4 separate regions of the Mus musculus genome follow, and regions 1, 2 and 4 are each linked to region 3. A link is a loop called in an ENCODE intact Hi-C map of the cell type or tissue named here. Cell type or tissue: gastrocnemius. All regions are shown on one strand. Links, peaks and the distances in the headings refer to the core of each region. The heading gives the core; the rest is flanking DNA.

What was found. Hi-C counts contacts between places; a loop is a spot of excess contacts. Peaks named below come from ENCODE experiments on the same cell type or tissue, not always from the same donor. Only the 100,000 strongest peaks of a DNase experiment are listed, where the experiment ranks them.
Region 1: a loop joins it to region 3, with 5 times the contacts of the local background. A loop is called at or near these places in 22 of 42 quality-filtered maps.
Region 2: it touches region 3 in a loop (6-fold over the local background); 25 of 42 quality-filtered maps call a loop at or near these places.
Region 4: a loop joins it to region 3, with 3 times the contacts of the local background. A loop is called at or near these places in 23 of 42 quality-filtered maps.

Annotation. Positions count from the first base shown.
Region 1 is chr9:102,633,409-102,638,928 of GRCm38, forward strand. Anapc13 (anaphase promoting complex subunit 13) reads left to right here. Exons shown (of 3, transcript NM_181394.3): 3 at 606-836. The coding sequence ends at 731. Among named protein-coding and RNA genes, the nearest start is that of Anapc13, 9.9 kb to the left of the region's middle. In gastrocnemius, for the core only: a CTCF peak has its summit at 3,260 (motif pointing right); a DNase peak (open chromatin) is centred at 3,333.
Region 2 is chr9:102,776,598-102,782,117 of GRCm38, forward strand. Gm46151 (a long non-coding RNA gene) reads right to left here and starts at 1,978. Exons shown (of 2, transcript XR_001779358.2): 1 at 1,789-1,978. In gastrocnemius, for the core only: a CTCF peak has its summit at 3,194 (motif pointing left); DNase peaks (open chromatin) are centred at 1,716, 2,072 and 3,144; H3K4me3 peaks cover 1,700 bases; H3K27ac peaks cover 3,661 bases.
Region 3 is chr9:102,710,969-102,716,488 of GRCm38, forward strand. No RefSeq gene overlaps it. Among named protein-coding and RNA genes, the nearest start is that of Amotl2, 4.1 kb to the right of the region's middle. In gastrocnemius, for the core only: a CTCF peak has its summit at 3,044 (motif pointing right); a DNase peak (open chromatin) is centred at 3,062; H3K4me3 peaks cover 430 bases; H3K27ac peaks cover 3,611 bases.
Region 4 is chr9:102,863,717-102,869,236 of GRCm38, forward strand. It overlaps Ryk (receptor-like tyrosine kinase), which reads left to right. Exons shown (of 15, transcript NM_013649.3): 3 at 3,839-3,938. Among named protein-coding and RNA genes, the nearest start is that of Ryk, 32 kb to the left of the region's middle. In gastrocnemius, for the core only: a CTCF peak has its summit at 3,420 (motif pointing left); DNase peaks (open chromatin) are centred at 671, 1,734 and 3,390; H3K27ac peaks cover 2,827 bases.

The DNA of each region.
Region 1 (5,520 bases), core at 195-5,194, 77 kb before region 3:
GGTGAAAAAAAAAGCTCTTTTTTTTTTTTCTCCAATTTTTGAGAGTGGAAACAAAAGCCCCCAAGGGTTTGAATTACCTCATCAACCCAATAAGCCAGCAAATGAAGGCTGTCTGGGCCTCCAGTCTCTGCCCTTAGCCCTCCTGCCCCACTGCCTTTTATAAGAAAACCAGAGTCACAGGGCCAGCATTCCCATGAGGCTTCCAAGCAAGCCGCACTGAACAGACCTCTGATATTTTCTATCCATCTGTTTGTTTAGGCTCTCTCTTTAGAGCATCATATCAGCTTTGCTGGCTGTTCCCAGGCCCTCGGAGGCTTTCTTTCCTAATGCCTTTGTGTTTTCAGAAGTAACTGCAGGACCAGGTCCACACCTATAATCCCAGCTCCTGGGAGGCAAAGGAGGATGGGAAAGAGACTTGGGGGTGATCGGCTGAGAGTGTGGCTCAGTGAGAGAGTGCTAGTGTATCTCAGCAGGGCCCTGAGCGCAGTCCCCGGCCGCGCAGAAACACAGTTCAAGATTTGGGGCCAGCCTAGGCTACCTGAGACCCATCTCAAGGATAGAAAAGACACTTCCTGATGGTCGTTACGGCTGTGCTTCCCTTCCAGAGTGAGCTTCCTGAGCCCGAGCAAGACAACGGAGGCACCACAGAGTCTGTGAAAGAACAGGAGATGAAGTGGACAGACCTGGCCTTACAGGGCCTCCACGAGAACGTCCCACCCGCTGGAAACTGATGCCGGGCTCCTTCCCACGGACGGAGTTTTCAAACATATGGGGATAAAAATGTTTCCTGTCGCCAAATGCAGATCTTTAGCAATAAATCAACACTCAAAAGCATATGCCCACTTGGTTTTCGTTTTGTTTTGCTGTTTTGTTTAACCAACAAAGCACAGCATGAAAACATTCTGAGTGAGAAACTGAGACTTCCCAGGAATGTAGACCGCGGCTCTGGAAGCCTGCGGCAGGTGATGCACACACTTGCGTTTGAACACCGTCGATTAAACGTTTGCCTTTGGCTCCAGTTTTGCTTCTGTCAAAGTTTAATACTGCCCAGCTACTTTGGCACGAGTAGTTGAGAATACAAGCAGGAAAGGCAGCAGAAACCAGGCATGAAGAGAGCCACAGACTCGCATTCCCATGCCTGAGACGTGTTCTGAGTGACGTTAGCCTGTAGGTGCCTATGCCCCGAGCAGATACTCCACTCTCTGATAACTGGCATTCTTAAGATTCCCAAGCTACTTTTAGACATTGCATAAATGTACAGATTTAAAAGTTATCTCTGAAGAATTAGGGGATGGCTTAGTCAGGACCTAAGTTTGATCCCAACTCCAGTAAAAATTGGGCTTCGTGCCATGGTAGTGTGTGCTTGTAATCCTGCTTAGCTGTTAGTCACCTCTGCTCTCCGTCTGTGGTTATTGCCTTTGCACCACTGGAGAGGTTCTCTGCGTGAATGGAATACTCCTTTTATTCAGAATAATAATGGCATCTCATACCTCAGAGCCCCCTCAAATATAAAACACTGTGAAGCCAGTAGTCAGTACAATATTTATACAAAAATTTGTCAGCGGTGGAAAGATGGCTCAAGTGGTTAAGAGCACTTCCTGCTCGTTCTTGGCACCCACATACCAGCTCATACCTGTCTGTGACTCCAGTTCCAGGGGGTTCCTTACCCTCTTCTGGCCTCTGGGGGGGCTGCACACATGAGATGCATATGCATACATAATAGGCAAGACACTCATAAAAATAAATTTTTAGAATTTCTAAAGACTCCACGGCATCAAGCCTTGGGGATAGAAGTACTGCTATAAAATGTCAGTTATTGGCTCTCCCTTCCAGCCGTCTCCCCGAGACAGTATAAGCACAGAACTCCAGAGGACGTGTATCTTTGGCAGCCAGTATACAGAGAACGGGTGAAAAAAAAAAAACAGGGAAAGGGACATCCAAGAAGTACAGCATAGTAGATTCCAGTAGATGTCATTCACTTTAAAGAAAGTGTGGCATTTCTTGTACCTGCCTTGGCTTTCTGAACAAACACCTGACATACAAGTGGCCAGGGAAAACAGTGAGGGGTGAATGTTGACCACCGAGCAAGAGATGACACAAAGCTTCAAAGTGGAACTGGTGTTGCCAGCAAGAAACCTGGGTGGTCTAGGGGCTTCTCCACATCTCCCGAGTCATCGAAAGACTTAATCAGAGCTGGGGACTGCCTGATCTGTTTGGTTTGGTTTGCTTTTTGTTTGTTTGTTTCATTTTGTTTTGTTTTGTTCCAAGACTTTCTTTGTATAAACCCTGGCTGTCCTGGAACTAACTCTGCAGACCAGGCTGCCCTGGAACTCACAGAGATCGCCTGCCTCTGCCTCCCAAGTGCTAGGATTAAAGGTGTGAGACACCACCATCCAGCTTTTATTTGTTGTTTTTGTTGTGTTGTTGTCGTCGTCGTCGTTTATTTGTTTTTTAATGCAAGTCACCCCAGTAGATGGATTTCAGTTAAGACAGGAAATGTAAAAGACAAAAGAGCTTTACACTGAAAAAGATGATGGTGGCTTGGACTGTGGAGGCGAAGGTGGAAGTAGAGGAGGTCGAGATAGCTTTTCCTGGTGGACTTGTCCAGGCTTACCCACTGCACAGTATTCCCTGCAGTGAGATCCCTGGATTGTACGTGTATGGTTCTAAAGAGACTCACATGCAGTGTAAGCCTTGTCTTATAACCCAGAACTGAATTCTCTTGAGCCAGACACAGGCCTGCAGATACAATCTCTGTCCCTGAGAAACATCCAGAGGCCAGGAGCTGCCCATCATCTGAAGCCCATCTTAGACCCACCCCTTCATGGTATCGCAACAATGGCAGCTGGGGTGGATGGAACACTTCCATGGCTCAAGCCCTGCCTTTTCTTTTTAGCTGGATGTCATTGTCCTTTGAATAGGAGATAACAGCTTAAAATTTAATGTTAGCTTGTCAAAAGTTAAGAGACTTATAAAAGTCACTCAAATAGTAAGGGCTTTCCAACCTAGACTGTCACAGCTCAAAACCCATGTCGTTGCCAAAAGCCACATCAATGCCCTAGAAAATCCCACCAGAATTCTCAAATTTTTCATGTTTTTCTAATTTATAGAACAGAGACAGAATTGACAACATTCTTATTAGGGGACCTGAGATACATAAAACAGTAAATATTACTGTTTAGTTACCAAAATAAGATAATTGCTACCAAAAGAAAAAAAATCATGGTTTCACTCATTTTCAGTTTGTCATCAGTGCCCCTTTATCACCAGCAGGGGCCGCTCAACTCCTTTTTAAAAATTTGTGTCTGGTTCCTAAGCCGTCCTGTAGTCCTTCAGTGAACCAACCCAACGGAAGCTGCAAGTCCTGAGGTGCTGGCCCAGAAGGGCAGCTGGGACTCAGATGATGGACACCCCCAACCTGCCTCGGCCTCTGAGCCAACCAGCTCTGGTTCCATGAGTGTGCACTCTCAGAAGCATTCATTCAGATGAATGCTTCACCCTCTGATCTTGAGTCTTTCAATTGCTTGTTAAAAGGACCCAGGTTTTCATCTTGCAATGGCTTCCAACTGTAGCTAGCTAATCCATGGCAGCCATCAGTCAGAGCGCTCCATGTTGACTGGAGAGTGACTCAAATGTCACTACATTGGCAGGGTGGGCATTGAAGGTTCTATATCAGCAGACTTTAAAGCACAAGAAAAGCAGGCAGGTCCCAGAGAAGCAGAGTGGAGAGCTAGGGCCAGCATCTTTGCTGTCACAGGGGGCTTGGGGGTCCTCTCAAGATCTCCCAAGGTGGTAGCTGAATGAACTCAGGAAGACTTGCCTGATTGACCGTGGGGTGAGGGGCAGGTACAGAGATTCTGTAAGCCCAGCAAGACAGGTGAGTGGACAGCTAAGAGCACTTGAGGCAAGGTAATCAATCATGTGACTCCGGGGCACGTCCTTACTGCAGTTTTTCCAGGCTCTTAGCCAATGACTATGTAACCTTCTGTAGCCCTGTCTCAGAGTAGACCCTTTGACCCAAATAAGGTAAGAAAAGCACGATGACAGCTGGGGACAGTGTTCAACTCCTCTGCCTATGACTGGTAGGTCAGTAGTATAAAGACTGTCTGCCTATTTTTCTTTGGGTTGTTTTCTCAGTTGGCTAAACGTATGCAAAAACTATTTTTGTGACTCAAATTTGGCCAAATCGTAGCAGTTTCCTTTGTTTTCAGCTAATGCTGTTCTGGGAGTTGATCGTCCATATGCAGAAAAATATGCACGCACGCACACTCATTAGCTGGATTTGCTGGGGGCGGGAGAAGGGGACAAAGGGGTGGAGAGCTCAAAAATACCAAATGACTGGAGAGGAAATGAGAGAGGGTGATGTAAAAGCCCATCCCTGTCTTCCCTGGTGACTCAGGCCCCCTTTATAGAGATGCCACCACCCGAGGGCAAAAAAGACTTTCCTCCACCCATACTCTGGTCTTGCCTTGGCTCTTCTGGCAGTTCTGTCCCCAGCTTCCACTCCACCTGCCTTCCAAATGCTACTCATTAAGTGGCAGCCGTGCTGGCCCTGGAGGACTTTCTGCCAAATCGCCAGTGAGCTTGCCCTTGACTGAGACCCCTCATGGTCTGATCCATCTTCTTTCAAGGCTCTGGTGTTCCCAGCCTCTCTCCTCCCAGACTCTAGTCTCACGGTTGTGATGATTTTAGGAGATGTACCTACCCTCCATCCATCCCGCTCTCACCCGGGCTACCCCAGAGCTGGGAAGGTCAGGGACTTGTGCAAGTACAGGGCACCAAGGCACCTGAGCCTTGGGCTGGGTTCAGGGCACTCATGGCAGAAGCAGATAGGGCTGGTCCCTACCCCCTGGGCTTTTCACTTTGTATCCTCAATCAATCAGCCATCTCTCCGTGACCTGTTTTGTTTTGTTTTTTTCTGTCGCTTGCTTCTTTTATTTATTGTAATACTAGCATTTATCTTCTTATCTAGAAGCATTCAACTTCTTCCCCTCTCTGCTTTCATTTTGCAAAGTCTCTGAAATAATACATTTTGTTGTTGTTGTTGTTGTTGTTTTGTTTTGTTTTGTTTTTTCAAGACAGGGTTTCTCTGTGTAGCCCTGGCTGTCCTGGAACTCACTCTGTAGACCAGGCTGGCCTCAAACTCAGAAATCCGCCTGCCTCTGCCTCCCGAGTGGAAACAATACATTTTATATCAAATTCACAGCTCATTTGTCTCCCTTAATAGTTGCTCATCTAACATTATATATGCATAAAATGTATGCACGGTAACTATATGCACAGACCTTGAAACCAAAGGACTCGAGTTCAAAACCCAAAGCCAAGCAACACTCCAGCTGCGCATCCCCTCACAGGCGATATTACCTTGCTAAGCCCAGGTCTCTGTGAAGCGAAGGTTGACAACACTACTATATCATACGAGTCTCAGGTTAAATGGGGCAGTGCAGGTGATGGGTTTGGACAGATTGGGACCCATGGCAAATACCTGAAACCTGAGCTATTGCTTCTTATTAATATAAT
Region 2 (5,520 bases), core at 171-5,170, 66 kb after region 3:
GAAGGAGGAGGAGGATGAAGAAGAGGAGGAGGAGGAAGTAGAGGAGGAAGAAGAAGAAGAGAAGAAGGAGAAGGGGAGGGGGAGGGGGAGGGGAGAGGGGGAGGGGGAGGGAGAGGGGGAGGGGGAGGGGGAGAGGGAGAGGGAGAGGGAGAGGGAGAGGGAGAGGGAGAGGGAGAGGGAGAGGGCGAGGGAGGAGAAGGAGAAGGAGAAGAAGAAGAAGAAGAAGAAGAAGAAGAAGAAGAAGAAGAAGAAGAAGAAGAAGAAGAAGAAGAAGAAGAAGAAGAAGAAAGAAGAAAGAAGAAAGAAGAAAGAAGAAAGACAAAGACCTATCTGGCTGGACTTTATCCATCCCTAATCACTCAGAAGGCCACTTGTCTTTCAACAAAGACCCAGACAAAGGCTATCTACCTAAGATTGGCTTGGTAAAAGTCGTGGGGGAAAAGGTGGTCCAATGGAGGGCAAAGGTCATGAAGGGAAGGCACTAAGAGGGCATGGCTTTCACCAGCTCTACATTCTCTGCTCTACCACACACTGTTGGGATGCTCGCTTGTTTTTAATCTGTCCAGTTTGGCTCTGTGCGCCCAGTTCCATGGACTCTGCTTGGCACCTGGTAGGCACCCCAATAGTATTTGTGGGATTGGTGAACAAATACACAGGTGTAAGAAAGTCTCAGACATTATTCAGATCCTTGTGTGGGCAGAGTTTTGCACACATCTAAGGAGTGATCAGGGATCAGGATAGAAGGGAGAGAAGCAGAAGCCACAGTGACAACCTAGAAAAGGCCACAGCCTGGGCCCTATGGTGAGCAGGGTCAGCCTCTCTAGTAGACCAGGGCTATCTGCTCAACGTAAGCGATACCCAGGTATACCTAGAAGCACTTTTGTACGTCCCCATCATTCCCCCGAAATGAACCCATCACTACTGCCCTGCCCTGGACAGTTGGCACCAAAACCCTGCCACGTCCCCACTATGGGACTGGCAAGGCAACACACTCATGCAGAGGCACACACACCCAGCCAGAGATCCTCCCCCAAGAGGATGACTCAGAACCACTGGAAGACTGGGGTCCGTTAACCAGGCCACCTCTCTTCCTGGGCATCCATCCTGGGCTCCCGATGTGGACCTGCCTCTTCACAGCCTGGACAGTAAGGGATTTTCCCAACCCCAGCCCGCTGACATGTGGAATCTTAAAATAACAAAGCCAGACTCCAAGAGAGGAAATTCTAAGAACATGAAATAAGTCAGGAGAGCAGAGGTGGGTGTTTATTTTCCATGACCACCTACTCCTCTGTGCCTGGGCTCCCAGGCTGGGGGAGGGGTCCGACGAGAGTGCCACAAAGCTAGAGGAAACCCTTCTTCCTGTGTTTGCAGAGGAACAATGCTGGAGGCGCCCTTCCAAGGCCTGCAACTTTTCCTCTGGACAGAGGATTGTAGGTCTCCACGCATTCCTAGGAGGAGGTCCCGCAAGGAATGTCGAATATAAACATTGACTTTTCCATCACTCAGTAAAATCCGGACACACAAAAGTCACAATCCCCTGGAGTCCTTCTTTTACTCAGGTTCACCGCCCCAGGTAGGCATGGGAGAGCCCCGCCCTGCAGCTGGATCCCTGAGAGCATTGACCTCATTGGTTTCCTCTGTCCCTACCTCCCAGCGATGCCTTCTGCCTATGCCTCTGCTTCTGCCCACCCCTTCCCTGGACCCTTGCCACCTCCAGCCTTCCTGGCCCCAGTGCACATTGCTTCATGCATCCTGTGTCTAGCCCATGAACCATCCTCCATACTGTACCTCCGAGCCCGGCTCCTTTCCCTTCTAGAACTCCCCATCTGCGTGTATTCTGGGACCTTTCTAAGAACCTGGTCACACACTAGTCTCCTCTCCTGAACACAACCACCCCAAACCAGGAAGTGACAAACAAAACGCCCTGCCCCGCCCCCAGCCTGCCTTTTTCTCAGGCAGTTTACAGAAACCAAACTGCTTAATGGGGCAAGTCCTAAGACACTGGCCAGTACTTGCCAAGCACCTACCAGTGAGGGTGCCATGCTCAAAGGGCATCAAAACCCCCGAAGCAGTGTACTGGCTCCCAGTCCTCACGCAGAGCCAGAGCTCCATTAACTAGTCAACACCATGCGTTGGCAGAGAGCACACTCCATCTTCTCTGTAGTTCAGCTGAGCATTTTGGCAGGCCCTTTGATGGCCACCGACACCACGTGCTTTCTCTCCATCTGCAAGATTTCCCTTCGTCTAGAACCCTAACTCCCATTGGTCTTTCAGGTTACTCTCCAGGATCTCCTAAGGGTTCTTCCTGCATCTTTGCCCCCTAATCTTGGTTATTCATATATCTATATATCTATATATCTATATATCATCTATATATTATCTATATATCTGTATATCTATATATCTATATATCTATCTCTATACACACACACACAAACACACACAGCCCATATCACAGTGTATCACAGGCTGCCACAATCAGGGTCCCAGTCCCTTGGGGAGAGTAGATGTTTGTACCTCTCTGTCCCCAGAATTGAGCTCAGGCTCTGGCTCAGAGAAGAGACTTAGTAAATATTTGTGGACTGAATTAAAGCCCTACCCTTGGGTATTCAGTCACCTTGGCTGCTCTGAGAGCCTCTAATCCCTCACTGGGTCATCTGCCTTCCTTTCTCCTGTCCCAGTCTTTGCCTTACACAGCAGGTCTCCCAAAATGTGCAACTCTGGGGAATCTGAGCCTGTATCCCTTGAAGCTGGTAGCCCAGAAGGACAAATCCTATGCCTCCTTCCACGGCATGGCCATTTTCCAAATGTCCAAATATATTGCTTTGGGTTTTTCTTAAGCCATAATCGGCCTCAACACTTCCCTGCAGGGATCTAGAGCCAGGTCCCGCTGCCCTAAACCCCCAAGGCCTCATCCTTAACTTGGATGGACAGGGCTCCGTTCTGCAGGCTCAGTGGGGTGTCTGACCAGGTCCTGCCTGGTGTTCAACGGAGGGAGGAGGACCAGCTTGTGCATCCAGGGCGCGCAGTGAACACCCTGTTCACATTCCTGAGCCAGCCGGAATGCTTGGACGAGCCAAAGGCCGCATTCCTCCGGCAGAGGCCAGATCTCAACCCAGGCTCCTGCCCCGCCCCTCCTTGGCCAGGCAAGCGCAGCAGAGAAGCCCGGCCCTAGTCCGTGCGGACTCCCCCTGGTGGCCAGGGCTATCACTGCTCGCTTGGACTCTCCATTTGTAGTTTGTATTGGACCATGGATCACTGCCTTCCTTCTGCCGGAAGCTTCCAGATTCCAAGCTGTGTGATTCCCATTTGTAGCTCCAACGTTTGCCGTTGTGACCTATTCTAATATCCTGGTACCCTCCGCCCATTCCCCACCCCTGGCATCCTCTCAGGAGGAATCACCGCCCAGTGTGTCACCTTCCTGTAGGTACTTTCAAGGCTAGATGAGTGAGTGGCGGGCCTCACCTTGGCCCAGTTACTCAGTGCCCACAGAGTGGCTTTTCTGAGACTCTCGTAAGGTCTTAAGGAAATGTAGTCGGTCCCTTTTCTTGGTGGCCCTCGGCACTGTGAGCAGACTCACATATCAGGGCTGTGTGGATAGGAGGGTTGAAAGTTGAGAGTTAGCTTCCAGGATGCTACCAGCACAGTAATACGAATATGCAACTCTCCCAATATCTAAACGCTGCTCAAAGAAGTCAGCAAAGGATTTTTTTTTTTCTTAACCTAAAGCCAGGATTAGGCAGTGCATGCTCAGCCTAAGGGAGAGGGATGTACAAGGCTCACGTACTTCTCATGGAGGGACCTGCCTACATTCCTGGTCAGTAGGGACTTTGGGCAATGGGGCAAGACATGGCTTGTGTTTAAATTGATGGCACATGCCTTTGAGCCCAACACTCAGGAGGCAAATGCAGGCGGATCTCTATAAGTTCGAGGCCAGCCTGATCTACAGGAACAAGTTCCAGGACAGCCAAGGCTATATAGAAATACGGTCTTGAAAGAAAGAAAGAAAGAAAGAAAGAAAGAAAGAAAGAAAGAAAGAAAGAAAGGAAGGAAGGAAGGAAGAAAGGAAGAAAGGAAGAAAGAAAGGAAGAAAGAAAGTCAACCATTCACTACTTTGACCTCTTACAAATGGAGCCTTGCTGTGTTTGTCTTCATACCATAGCATGAGTTCTTATGGAGCCTTGGTTGGCCTGGAACTCACAAAGATCCTCCTGCCTCTGTTTGAGTGCTGAGATTAAATACATTTTCTTCTTCATGTGTTTAAAATCTTTTCCACTTTCCCAGATTGTTGACCTATCTTTCTTTGGAGGAAAGGAACAATAGATGAACACCATCTACATAGGAACACAGACATGGTTATCTGCCTGCACACCTGCTGACGTACCTAGGAACCCAGCAACATAGCACAGCCTGAAGCTTGCATTGCTCAGGAGGGTGGATCCAGGAAAGGCGAGAGAAAGAGCAAGAACCAAACTCTCATTGAGCAGCTTTTCAGCTTCTAGAAAGGGTGGGGGCATAGGAGGACTCTGTTCAAGGTCGAGTGTGGTGGCTAGTTTGTCTTGTGTGGTTGCTTTCCCCGCCTCTTCAAGCAGGAAGATAAAGGGGCTCTTTAGTTGCTGGCATAGGTCTTTTCCATCATGTCAACATGGAGACCCATAGTGACAGGGTGGAAAGAGGCCATGAAGCCCTGGGTTTGAGAGTGCAGCCCTGACTCAAGCTTCTCCATCTTTATCCCCATCTACTCTTCTCAGGGTGTCCTGGTGGGTCATCAAACGGACACCAGGGCGATGCTTCAGTGGGATGTGAGGATGCGTGATGTGATAATGACTAAGTCAGACTCAAAAAAAACCACCATTTCTCAACTACTTACCAACCTTGGGCCCTATTCCCAAGAATCTCAGTATTCCTTGGAGGTGACAGTGTGTTAAGACAGAGGCAGGTCCAGGCACAGCTGAGGCACAGATGGGTGTGTTAGAGTCACCTACAGCAGAGAAGAACATTGGGGTGGGGGGAGCGCGGCCTAGAAAGGACTTTAGTGGAATCCTGGGAGATATAGGACCATAGAAGCTTCTCCCAGAAAGGGGGGGGGGATCTTTCTAGAGTCTTCTTTCATACCCTGAGGCCACCATGTCCCTGTGCTAGTATTTTGCTAGAGAATTCCTGTCATTTCTGCTACTCATGTGTCTAGATCAGCTAGCCTGTAAGCCTGTGCTCTAAAGCCACTTTCTGAAGATGGATATGATCAAAGATTCCCTAGGCAAGGGAGTGGTTTCAGGAAAGAATTAGTCTCAGAGTGTTGGCCTCTTCCTCCTGGTAATGCTTCCTTCTGCCCGGAGCCTTCTGCATGTTAACCTTCAGACCTCTGTGTGTCCAGGGGGCTGCATGGAAGGCAATGGGCAGGGCCCAGTCTCATAAGCAGGGTGAGTCTCCTTCTGCACAGCTCCACTCCATCGGCCCTTACCTTTCCTAATTAGGTGGATGTCTGGCCTCCTTGTGCTTAGAATGAATAGAAAATTACCT
Region 3 (5,520 bases), core at 114-5,113:
AAAAGAAAGATACCAGGTCAGGAAAAAAAGACTTAAAAGTTAAGCAATCATTTTTTGGAAGGTTTGACATCCAAATGACTGAACTTTCAGAAAAGAAAAGGAAGCAACACAGCCAACCATATGTGGCGACTTGTACCTATACTGACCCTATCTATAATCCTGTCACTATCAAGGCGGAGACAGGAGGATCTGTGAGCTCAAAGCTAGCCTAGTCTACATATTGAGTTTCAGGTCAGCTAAGAGCTATATAATGAGACCCTGCCAGAGAGAGAGAAGGGGGGGGAAGGAGGAGGAGGAGGGGGGAAGAGGAGGAGGAGGAGGAGGAGGAAGAGGAGGAGGAAGAGGAAAGGGAGGAGGAGGAGGAAGGGGAGGAGGAGGAGGAACCTGTATGAGGCCATCCCAGAGAGCTTAGGGACATGAAATATGGGATGAAAGGGACCATTTAAGGACCAGAGCAAAGGATAAAAGCACCGGAAGACATGCCATACATATGCCAGGGCACCAGATGTGTAGAGAAATCCCCAAAAGCTTCAGGGAAGGAGAGAATGGTTTACACACAGGGATGTGCAGCCAGGATCCTGTTTTCCTCCGTGGCAGCAATGGGAGGAAGACAGTGAATAACTCTTTCTAAATATGGGGGTTGGGGTAAAGATACCTTGGAGACAGAAGAGCTGGCTCAGCAATTCAGAACACTTGCTGAACTAGAAGAGAGGACTTGAATTCAGTTGCCAGTGCACACATGCACACATGAAGCAGCTCACAATCTGCCTGAATCAGCTCCAGGGGATCCAATGCCCCTTTCTGCCTCTACAAGCACACACATGGCACACACACAAATAAATAAAAGTATTCTTATTTATTTATTTTATATGTATGGTTGTTGTGGTTTGAATAAGAATGACCCCCACAGACATGCATTTGAATGCTTAGGGAGTAATGTTTGAAGATATGGCCTTGTTGGAGGAAGTGTATCACTACCTGTGGGCTTTGGGTTTAGTTTAGTTTTGTTTTTTCAAGAGCGACATTGTTTCTCTGTGTAGCCCTGGCTTTCCTGAAACTGATTCTGTAGACTAGGCTGGCCTAGACCTCACAGAGACCTACCTGCCTGTTTCTGCCTCCGAGTGCTGGGATTAAAGGAGGGCGCCTACACTGCCATCACGACCACCCATCTGGCTTTGGGGTTTCAAATGCCCAAGCCAGGTCCAGTGGCTCTCTCATGCTGTCTGCAGATCCAGATGTAGAACTCTCAGCTCTTTCTGCAGCATCATAACAGCCGATGTGCCGCCATGCTTCCCAGTGTGATGAGAATGGACTAAAACCCTAAACCTGCAAGCCAGCCCCAACTAAATGTTTTTGTTTGTAATTGTTGCCACAGTCACGGTGTCTCTTCACGGCACTAGAAGAGGCCAGAAGAAGGCACCAGGTTTCCTGGAATTGGAGTTACACATGGTAATGAGCTGCCTTGTGCGCGCTGGAAATAGAATCCCAGTCTTCATGAATAGCAGTCAAGATGACTTTAACTGCCAAGTAACCTCTCCGGTCACACTTCCTCCAACAAGGCCATACCTTCTATTGCTACTCCTTAAGCATTCAAATGTGTGTCTGTGGGGACCATTCTTTATTTGTTTGTTTGTTTGGGTTTTTTTGTTTTGTTTTGTTTTTTTGTTTTTCAAGACAGGGTTTCTCTGTATAGCCCTGGCTGTCCTGGAACTCACTTTGTAGACCAGGCTGGCCTCGAACTCAGAAATCTGCCTGCCTCTACCTCCCAAGTGCTGGGATTAAAGGCGTGCGCCACCACCATCCGGCCTGTGGGGACCATTCTTATTCAAACCACAACAACCATACACATTAAATAAACAAACAAACAAACAAACTTTGATTTGTGTGTGTGTGTGTGTGTGTGTGTGTGTGTGTGTGTGTGTGTTTGGTTAAAGGTCCTCTGAATCAAGAACAGCTTCTTTAAAATTTGCTACCTGGGGACTGGAGAGATGGCTCAGTGGTTAAGAGCACTAGCTGCTATTCCAGAGGTCCTGAGTTCAATTCCCAGCAACCACATGGTGGCTCATAACCATCTATACATAGATGGAGATCTAATGTCCTCTTCTGTCATGTAGCATACATGCAGGCAGAATCCTGTGCCTTTAAATTTGCCCTCTGCAAGTCTGTTTTTAGGGATCCTACAAGACAGCAAACCGAGAAAGATGAAGGCAAAGAGTCCAAAAAACACAGGACCAAAGAGAAGTAAATTAAGGGGAACCCTGAAATAACAATGAAGGGGGGATCTCAAGGAGAATACTGTCGGCTGGAGCCACTGTCTATGGTGTCCAGGGAGTGTGCCACCAAGACTGAGCAGGCCTGCCTTTGAAGTGGCAAAGCTTTGAAACCTCAAAGCCTGCCTAGAGTGACATACTTCCTCCAGTAAGGCCATACCTCCTAAACATGCCCGAAGAGCACCACCAACTGGGGCTCAAATACTTAACACAGGAGCCTCTGGGGTCCACCCACATGCAGACCACCAGAGATGGAGATTCTTTCAGCTCTGACGGTGCCTCTCAGGGGGCGCCCAGGACATATTTGAACAAATAAATGAGATCTGTGACAGAATAGATGCCGGGAAGGGTGAACAGGGGAGTGGCTGTGTTTCATAAGTGTCAACCCTCTTTGTCTTGAAGGCTGTGCTCCTCTAAGGCCACAGAAAACCCAGGAAAGGCTGAGAAGGGAGAAAAAGTCAAAAATCAAAATTGAAGCTATTAATCTGTTTTCTAAAAGATCTGGGTGCTGGGAATGGTGTCACACATTTAATCCCTGCACTCAGAGGCAGAAGCAGATGGATCTCTGTAAGTTCGAGGCCAGATTGGGGTCTATGTAGTAAATTCCAGGCCAGCTGGAGCTACACAGTGAGAATGTCTTTAAAAAAAAAAAACCTGGGAGATGTCTAGCCCTGAATGAAACCTTGTCCCAAACACTACTCTGTCACCAATACCTTACCCCAGATTTAAGACCCACCCTCCAAGCACTTACCCCAACAGCTGAGATGCCCAACACTAGGGGGCACTCTTCCATCACAGTGGCCCTGTCCTCACTCCTCCTCTAGGGGAAAAAGTGGAGGCTCTTTTCTGTAAAGACTGACACCCCAGAAACTCCTCATGTTGGATGCAGCTTCTTGTCACGGCTAGAGAGTCTTCCCAGACATCAATGGCTCATCCACTAAATCATTATCCACCATTCTTAGTTTCACAGCAAGTAGAGGTGTCAGGGGTTAAATTCATCTGTCTTAGTTCAGGGGCCTGAAGGTGGCAGCTCTGGGCTCCCTTCCCCATCCTCCGTGTGACAGCTATCTAGAGAAGAATAAACTAAAGGGCATCCTTCTGCAGTTTCTTCTTCTATGCCAACATCCATTTGCCATGACTTCCATGTGGAACTAGGTTCATGGTTGGTCTGGCCACATGTACACCCACACGGGGAAGGAAATGGAGCAATGGGCAAAACTCCTCTCTCCTTACCATGGCCATGGATAACCCCACTCCTGCAGCATCACCAGACTGAAGACCCACAGAGGATGGCCAGAGGCTCGAGGAGTACACGCAGCCCGGAAAGTCCAGCCCCTTCGGTTGTAGAAAAGCCACTCCATACCTTCACAGACACGGGGCCTTAATTCACAAATGCTCCATCTTTTGAGGATTTAACCCCCGAGGACACAGCCCCTTCCCAGCTACCCTATGTGAGCCTGCTGGTCTGAGACCTGGGAAGAAAAAGAGGAGGTCACAGTGATGGAAAGCTGGGGATCTAAAGCAGAGGTAGGGGCCATTGAGGATGAGCAGAAAGTGTGCAGAAAAACAAAACAAAACAAAACAAAACAAAACAAAACAAAAACCACCAAAGGCTCTTGCTTGGCTCCTCCACCAGTGGAACAGAGAAGGGTTGGTATTTTCATCTCTGTGGCACTTACATCATCAGCTCTTCTAGTGTTTTGTTTCTGGCCCTGGATACTAGTCGGCTTCCTGTTCCCATAACCTGTCAAGTAGAGTGTCAAGGGAAGCTGGGAAGGGGAATTTCACAACCAGCTGGTTTCCTTTGATGTTGCCACGAGAGCCCCAGAGTCCCTCCCCCCACCAACCAACCATTTGGGAAGTAAGTAAGCAGGTCTCTTCTGGGTAGCTCAAGGCAGGGGGCTCGGCAGAGGACCTGCCCTCACATTCCAGCAGGGGGCTGGGAGGTGCAGCTGCCTGATCAGGATGAGGAGGGAGGAGAGGGTATGGGCATCTGAACAATTTGCTAAACCCAGAACACACCTCGGATGCAGCCACACCCCTGTGAGCTGAGCTCTCCAAAGCAATGGCTTTCTCTGAGAACTGGGTCAGCTTTGCAGCTATCCCCGGGCAAGTTTCCAAACCCAGCAAGTCCCAGAGTCATCAGGGAAGAATCGTTACCTGCAGGGGGTGGGGAGAAATCAGGGAGAGAGAGACCGAGGTGAGGTAGGAAGCACCTGCCTCCCTACTTGGGTCTCTTTCTCCCTGTTCTCAGTGAAGATGGATGTGCAAGCAGGCTGGCCACCCCAGGGCCCACCAGTGTTTAAGCTCCCCTGGGACATTTGAGACAAGGCCACGGTCTCAATCCAGCACCCTGCAGAGCCAGGTGTGGTTGCCAGCTCAGGCAGATTCCACTGAGGCCTCAGGCCTGACCTTCTTGCAAAGAGGAGAAAAAAAAATGTGTGTAAATTCCATCTGAGACTCCCTCCCCAGACTCTGTCCCTTTGAGCCACATACCTAAACTGACTCAGGGCTTGTTTTGGACTGAAGTAGGCTTGCCCACCCCCCCAAATTGAACCTTTGGATTCTAGCTGCCTTAAACTGGCCCCTTTCTCAGAGTATCTCAGGAATGCTTGTTAGTCAAACATTTGTTAGGTGTCAGTGAATCCCAGGACTGCGCCATATGGCCTTTCCCCTGATTTTGTAATGCAGAGCATATGTGCCTGCACCTAGTAGGTGTCTCTCCACCAAGGGTTTCCAAGAATGCTGCCCATGAAGTGAGGGCACCTGGGAATCCCTTCTCTAGTCTTTGTCATAGGCTCCTACCGCAGCCAGCGGGGACAATGGTGTGTGTGTGCGAGCCACAATTTCTCTTTGTAAGGTAGCCTTTAGCTTGGCACATTTGTTATTTTCTCATCTGTGTCAGACACAAACAGAATCTAAAATGCAATATTTGGATTTCAAGTAAAACATATACACATTTTTTTGTTTTCTTTTTAGGCTTTTTGTTTTATCTTATATGTATGAATGCTTTGCTTGCATGTACGGTCAAACACCATGTAGGTGCCTCGTACCAGCATAATTTAGAATTGCCTATCAGATCCTCTGGAACTGGAGTTACAGATGGCTGTGAACCACCAGGTAGGTGCTGGGAATCGAAGGCACATCCTCTGTAAAGGCAGCAAGGGGGGTTAACTCCTGAGAACCCCTCCCTTTTAAAGGAAAGCTTTATACAAAAATAACCACATCCCTGACTATTGAGTTTGAAAGG
Region 4 (5,520 bases), core at 327-5,326, 150 kb after region 3:
AGTCTGGAGGCTGAAGAAACAGGTGCTAGGGGTGAGCTCACATGGCAGTCACCCGAGAAGGCAGGAGTAGTAAGGTGCGGTCTCTTATCACTTGATTCTGAGATACAGTCAGACTTCAGAAGGAAGGCTGTCTCTCTCAGTTTCTAACACTCTGTCAGAATCTCTGTTTGGGCTGTTTGAGCTCTTGCCAGAAGATGAACTGTTGGCTTCCGAGATCTCCAGACTCGCCAGTGTATCACTTGAACACTGCAGGCATTTTAACATCAGTGTTCCCACATCAGAGCTTTTGCTGGTAGAGTTCTCCAGTGTTTACGTGACTGGTCTTGCCAAAGATTTCAGTTCCCTCAGCGGCTGGAGCTGTGTGTGTCTTTTCTTAACATCTATGTCACGCGCGCCTCGCTGAGTGGTTGAGAATGTGTTAATTGTATTTTAAGATGGGAGGAGAACTCTGGTATTGATTCTCTCACAAGAGTAGACGACTAGGCGGTCTTAACAGATAATTAGTTTCTTGTATGTTCCAGAACATTCCCCAGTGTTCAAGAAGAAACTTGCAACTGTGTCTGCTAAGTGTCAGTAGATATGCTAGACAGCCAAAAGGCAGAGGCTCAGTAGGATGTGGCAGAGGACTCCACCACCCACTCCCTTGGTCTCCGTCCAGGAGATTCTGCGGGGAGCTTGTCAGAGCTCCAGCAGCTGCCTCTGGGGGCCAGCCTGCTGTGTCCCAGTGGAGTGAAGTAGCTGTGAGAAAGGCAGTTCTGGCAATTTCAGAGAAATTAAAAGGCCGTTGACTGTAGGCGAGCACATTCACTTTAGATGTGTTCCAGAAGGGGACTGCTTTATTCGTCGTCTGCCTATTCACACAGCCATGCGTTCCAAGTAAGGAAAAATACCAAACATGTTGATTTTTTAGCTTATTCAAATATTTATATTTTCTCTAGTTACTTTTCTGAAGTATTTTGGCTCATTTATTTTCTGATAAACAGCTGCTGCACAGATTTGCTTTGGGGTGGGGGGCAGGGTAAGGCTGGGGTGCACTTTCTAAATAGATCTCTTTCTTCCAAGGTGATTGACAAACGGCATTCCTTACAGATCAGTACACACCAAAGTAGAGACAATTGTATTCCAGTGATTGGCACTTTCTTCTCTGACTCCAAAAACTACATTAAAAAAAAAAACCAAAAAACAAAAAAACCCAGCTGTCCTCAGTACACCAGTGTGAGGGGGGAACTGCCTTCTGATGCTTCCGTGTTCATTCATCCGTCCAAAGGAAGTCTTAGGCAAAGGGCAGGCTTCCATGCTTCTTGTTGTGGGTTCCTCTGGGCCACTGCTGATTCTCTCAGTCCTTCCCTCAGCCACCTCTGCCTGTGCTCTGCTCCTTGTTTTGCCGCCACTTGCAACATCATTTCCTCCCTTTCTCCCTCTCCCGTGCTTAGACTGAGATGGCCCTGCCACTCCTCTTGCCGCTCTCCCTCAGCTCTGCCGTCAGAGCCCTCTCTTTGCTTTCCTGGCTTTGGTCCCCGGACAGCTATTCCTCTGCTTATAGCCAGAACTTTGTAAAGGAGACCGAAAGGTTAGAGCAGATGTCCAAGAGGGGCACTGAGGGGTAAGGAGCTTCTGGAAGAGCATTGATGCCATGGACAGACAGAGTCAGCAAGATGACGTGGGCCTCAAGCACAGCTCAGGCCCTGGCACTAGAAACGGACGGCCTGGCAGGGTGTCTGGGGAGAGGCATCGAGCCCATGTGATAGAAGTGGGGTCTTTGATTCCCTGGCAGGAGGCAGAGACAGGAGGGGGAGCTGGATCAAGTAACTCACTTCCCAGGTGAGAAATCCTGGCTCCAGGATGTCTGTTAGCTAGGAACACACACTGTCCCAGTGGGGTGCCTGCCTACCTATGAGAGGAGGCTCCCCCATGTATGTAGGAACCCACAGACAGTATCCCAGTGAGGCGCCTGTGTTGATCTGTGAGAGGAGCTTGGCAATCAGGTAAGCTCAACTCTGTCTGGTAACCCTACAGCTTCAGCCTTTGAGGTTACCAGATGGGTATGCCTAGTAGGTAGTTGGAGGAAAAGGAGAGGGAGAGACAAGTTGAAATGTTTATCCTTGGGACTGGAGTGCAGAGGGTTAATGTTCTGATAGGTCAGCCTGATGCAGAAAGGAATAAGAGTTCTTCCTGGAAGTGAAGAAGCCGAGCAGGTAGCGTGTGGTGCACCAGCGAGGAGCACGGGTGAGGTTGAAGAGGAGCAGCCATTGAGCACAGGTCTGGGGGGTCATCATGTGTATCATCTCCTCAGCAAGCTGAGCCAAGGGCCATGGGGTTGCAGGCACTGCCATCCAAGTGTGAAGAAGAAGGAGTGAACCAGCTGAAGGTGTCAGAATGACTGTGTCAGTGATGTCCCTGCTGGGGCACAGGCTGGGGCACAGGCGGTGGGAACATGAAACCCGGCATCCTGGCTGTGCTGGGAAGGAAGGAAGTAGTTTAATTAACCACTGCTTTCCCCCCTCTACTAGCGCAGCCCTCGGCTCATAAACATGCCTCATAAATGTTGTCCGACTTAGAGTAGTGAGCACAAAGAACTGCTTTTACAGGGACCAGAGGTGGGTGGTCAGAGGCAGTGCTGGCATCTTGGATGGAATGGACGGTATTTTTGTATCTGTTTTGGACATAGAGAAGTTGAGTGCTATGTCAGAACGAACACTGAATTTCAGAGTTAACAGAAAGATGGGAGGAGACGGAATGAGCCAGCCTTCGAAACCTGTGTAGAGTCTTGTGTGTGACATGTGAGTGGCCCGAGACATGCACTGAGTAGAAGAGAGCTTCAGAGTAGAGGGGCTGATTTCACGCAGGACGTCTAGAGAGGGCCTTAGAGCCTGACAGGGATACTGACCACATGTGCAGACCCAGTGCTCAGGTCTAGAAAGTAGACATGAGCAAGAAGAGGAGGAGCCTGAGGGGAAAGCCACACTGAGGGAGATCATGAGGGAGATGAGAGTATGAGAGGCTGTGCAGCCAGTGGGGTTCCTCACATCAGGAACAAAACCGATCCCACCAGTGCTGACAGCTCAGGAGGGTTTGCTGCAAACCCCTGGGGTTGGCAGGAGGCTGATGACCACAAAGGAGTGCAGCTTGACAGTGGGAGAGGCTGCTGAGGCCCCGGGGTCCCGAGCCAGTGTCACGGGCCTGTTGTGTCATCAGCTTGGAAAAGTTGCTCATTTGTGCAGGTCACGTGGCCTCCTGGTTCTAGATCCCATGCTGATCTGTCTCAGGCACCACCCCCCCCCCCCCCCCAAGCTATGGCCTCGTGCAGAGATAACAGCCATACCTTACAGTCAGTGCATCCTCTTGAGGTTTTAGTGCTGGGAAGCCCAGGGTACCTTAGTGATGGCTCTCTAGCGCCCCTTGGTGGCAGCCATGGCGATGTGATGAGCTGAGAGATTGAATGCTTCCTTCCAGACTGTTGATTTTAAGGGAAAGGGTGGTTCAGTTCCAGGTACCAAATGGACAGTAGCCTTCAGGTTGAATTTCTGTCTGGCTGAAAAGTCCTAGTATGATTTCAGTTTTATTATTTTTATTTATTTATTTTTGAGACGGGGTCTCACTTTGTAGCCCAGGTTGATCCTGAACTCACTATATAAACCACACTGGCCTCAAACTCACAGAGATCCACCTACTGCTCACGGCTGACTGCTAGAATTAAAGGACTGCTCTTGGAATCTTTTTGGGAGTGGATTTTTATTCCACCCATGAATAGCTCTCATACTGCTTAGTTAATGAACTTACTAATGAAGTCTTTTTCTGTTGTCAGGGGTATAATGTTTTATCTCTCTTCATTTTGCAGGTTGAATATAAGCTGGGATTCCAAGTAGACAACTTTGTGGCTATGGGCATGCCCCAGGTCAATATTTCTGCTCAAGGGGAGGTCCCACGCACTTTATCAGGTGAGCCAGGAAAGACGGACTTAGCATACTGCTTTCAGCTGCCTCCATCCTATCCCTACAAGGATAGTTCACTGAGTACCGGGCCCTCCCACATCAATCATTAATCAAGAGAGTGCCCCACAGACAAACTCAAAGGTCCCAGGGGGTTGGGAGGCAGGGGTTGGGGAAGTAGACGTGTAATTATTATTGTCATCTTTATTGTCTATTTATTTTTAAAGAATGTTGTAGGGCTTTTCCTGGCAGTTTTATTCACAATTATTATTGGCACAAGTTCAGCTAGGCTTTAAGCAGAGCTGGGAGGCAAGTTAATTTTTGGGGGTCAGCAAGAGTTTCAGAAATATCAAAGTCTCTGATCCACTACTCATAGATGGTGAAATATCTTTGAAATTTGTAAGAAAGGAATCATAAATTAAAAAGGCAAAATGTTCTAAAATCTACGACTTTGTCATTAACATTCCTAGATATACCTTTAGAAGCTAATCCTATTTAGAAGGGCAGTGTTGTTTTTAATTCATAGCCAAGAACATGTTAGCTTTGTTTATAGGTTTATTATAATTTCCCCCAGTAACAATGTCTTTATTTCCTAGAGGTACTGCTTTTGAATGGTACAATTTTTATTTTATTTTATTTTTTAAAGATTTATTTATTTACTTATTGATTCATTTATTTTATGTATATGAGTACACTGTTACTATCTTCAGCCACACCAGAAGAGGGCATCGGATCCCATTACAGATGGTTGTGAGCCACCATGTGGTTGTTGGGAATTGAACTCAGGACCTCCGGAAGGACAGTCAGTGCTCTTAACCACTGAGCCATCTCTCCAGCCCTGATACGGTTTTTAAATGTGGTTACTAAATACACATATGACATAAACATTCTCCACAGGGAGTACTTCTAAACATGTCATGCACCTGTCTGCTCATACTATGGATATAGTTGTTATTGGTGGTGTGCTGACGTGTATTTTTGGCCATCTGTTATGGTGTGGCTTCAAGCCCAACAGGAACTCTCTGGCACCCAGTTCAGTGCAGCTTTGGTTTCCCTACATTTTCTTAGCCAGACAGCAGGAAAGGCTTTCCCTCCTTGGGATTCGATGATGGCATGCTTTATTCCGGGTAGCTCATGTCTGCCCTGCAGGCCGCAGTCCACACGGTGTGGTCAGCACTGCCTTCTTGACATTCATACCCTTCACGTTGCTAGGAGCGATACACAGGTGCATTTGGTGCTGCAGAGTCTTTCCTTCCGTGGTGTAGTTTTGTTACCGTTGCTGGGGAGACTGGTAAGCTCAGCAGTTTGCCTCGTGATTCCTGAGATTCAGTGCATTGGAAAGCAGAACATAGACAACAAACTGATATTAAAAACAAAGTCACAAGGAAGGCTCGGAAGTAACTATCCCTTCATCTGTGTCCTGTGCTCTGCTTCAGTCCTCTGGATCTGCAGTGAAGGAAATGCAGGTGTCCAGAGCGGTGGTGACAGGGTCTCCGGAAGCTCCTGTCTGATCCGCTTATTTAGATGCGCTTCTTTATTTTATTTGAGCAGAAATAGATGAAAATGTTGTATAGCATTGATCCTAATCTTT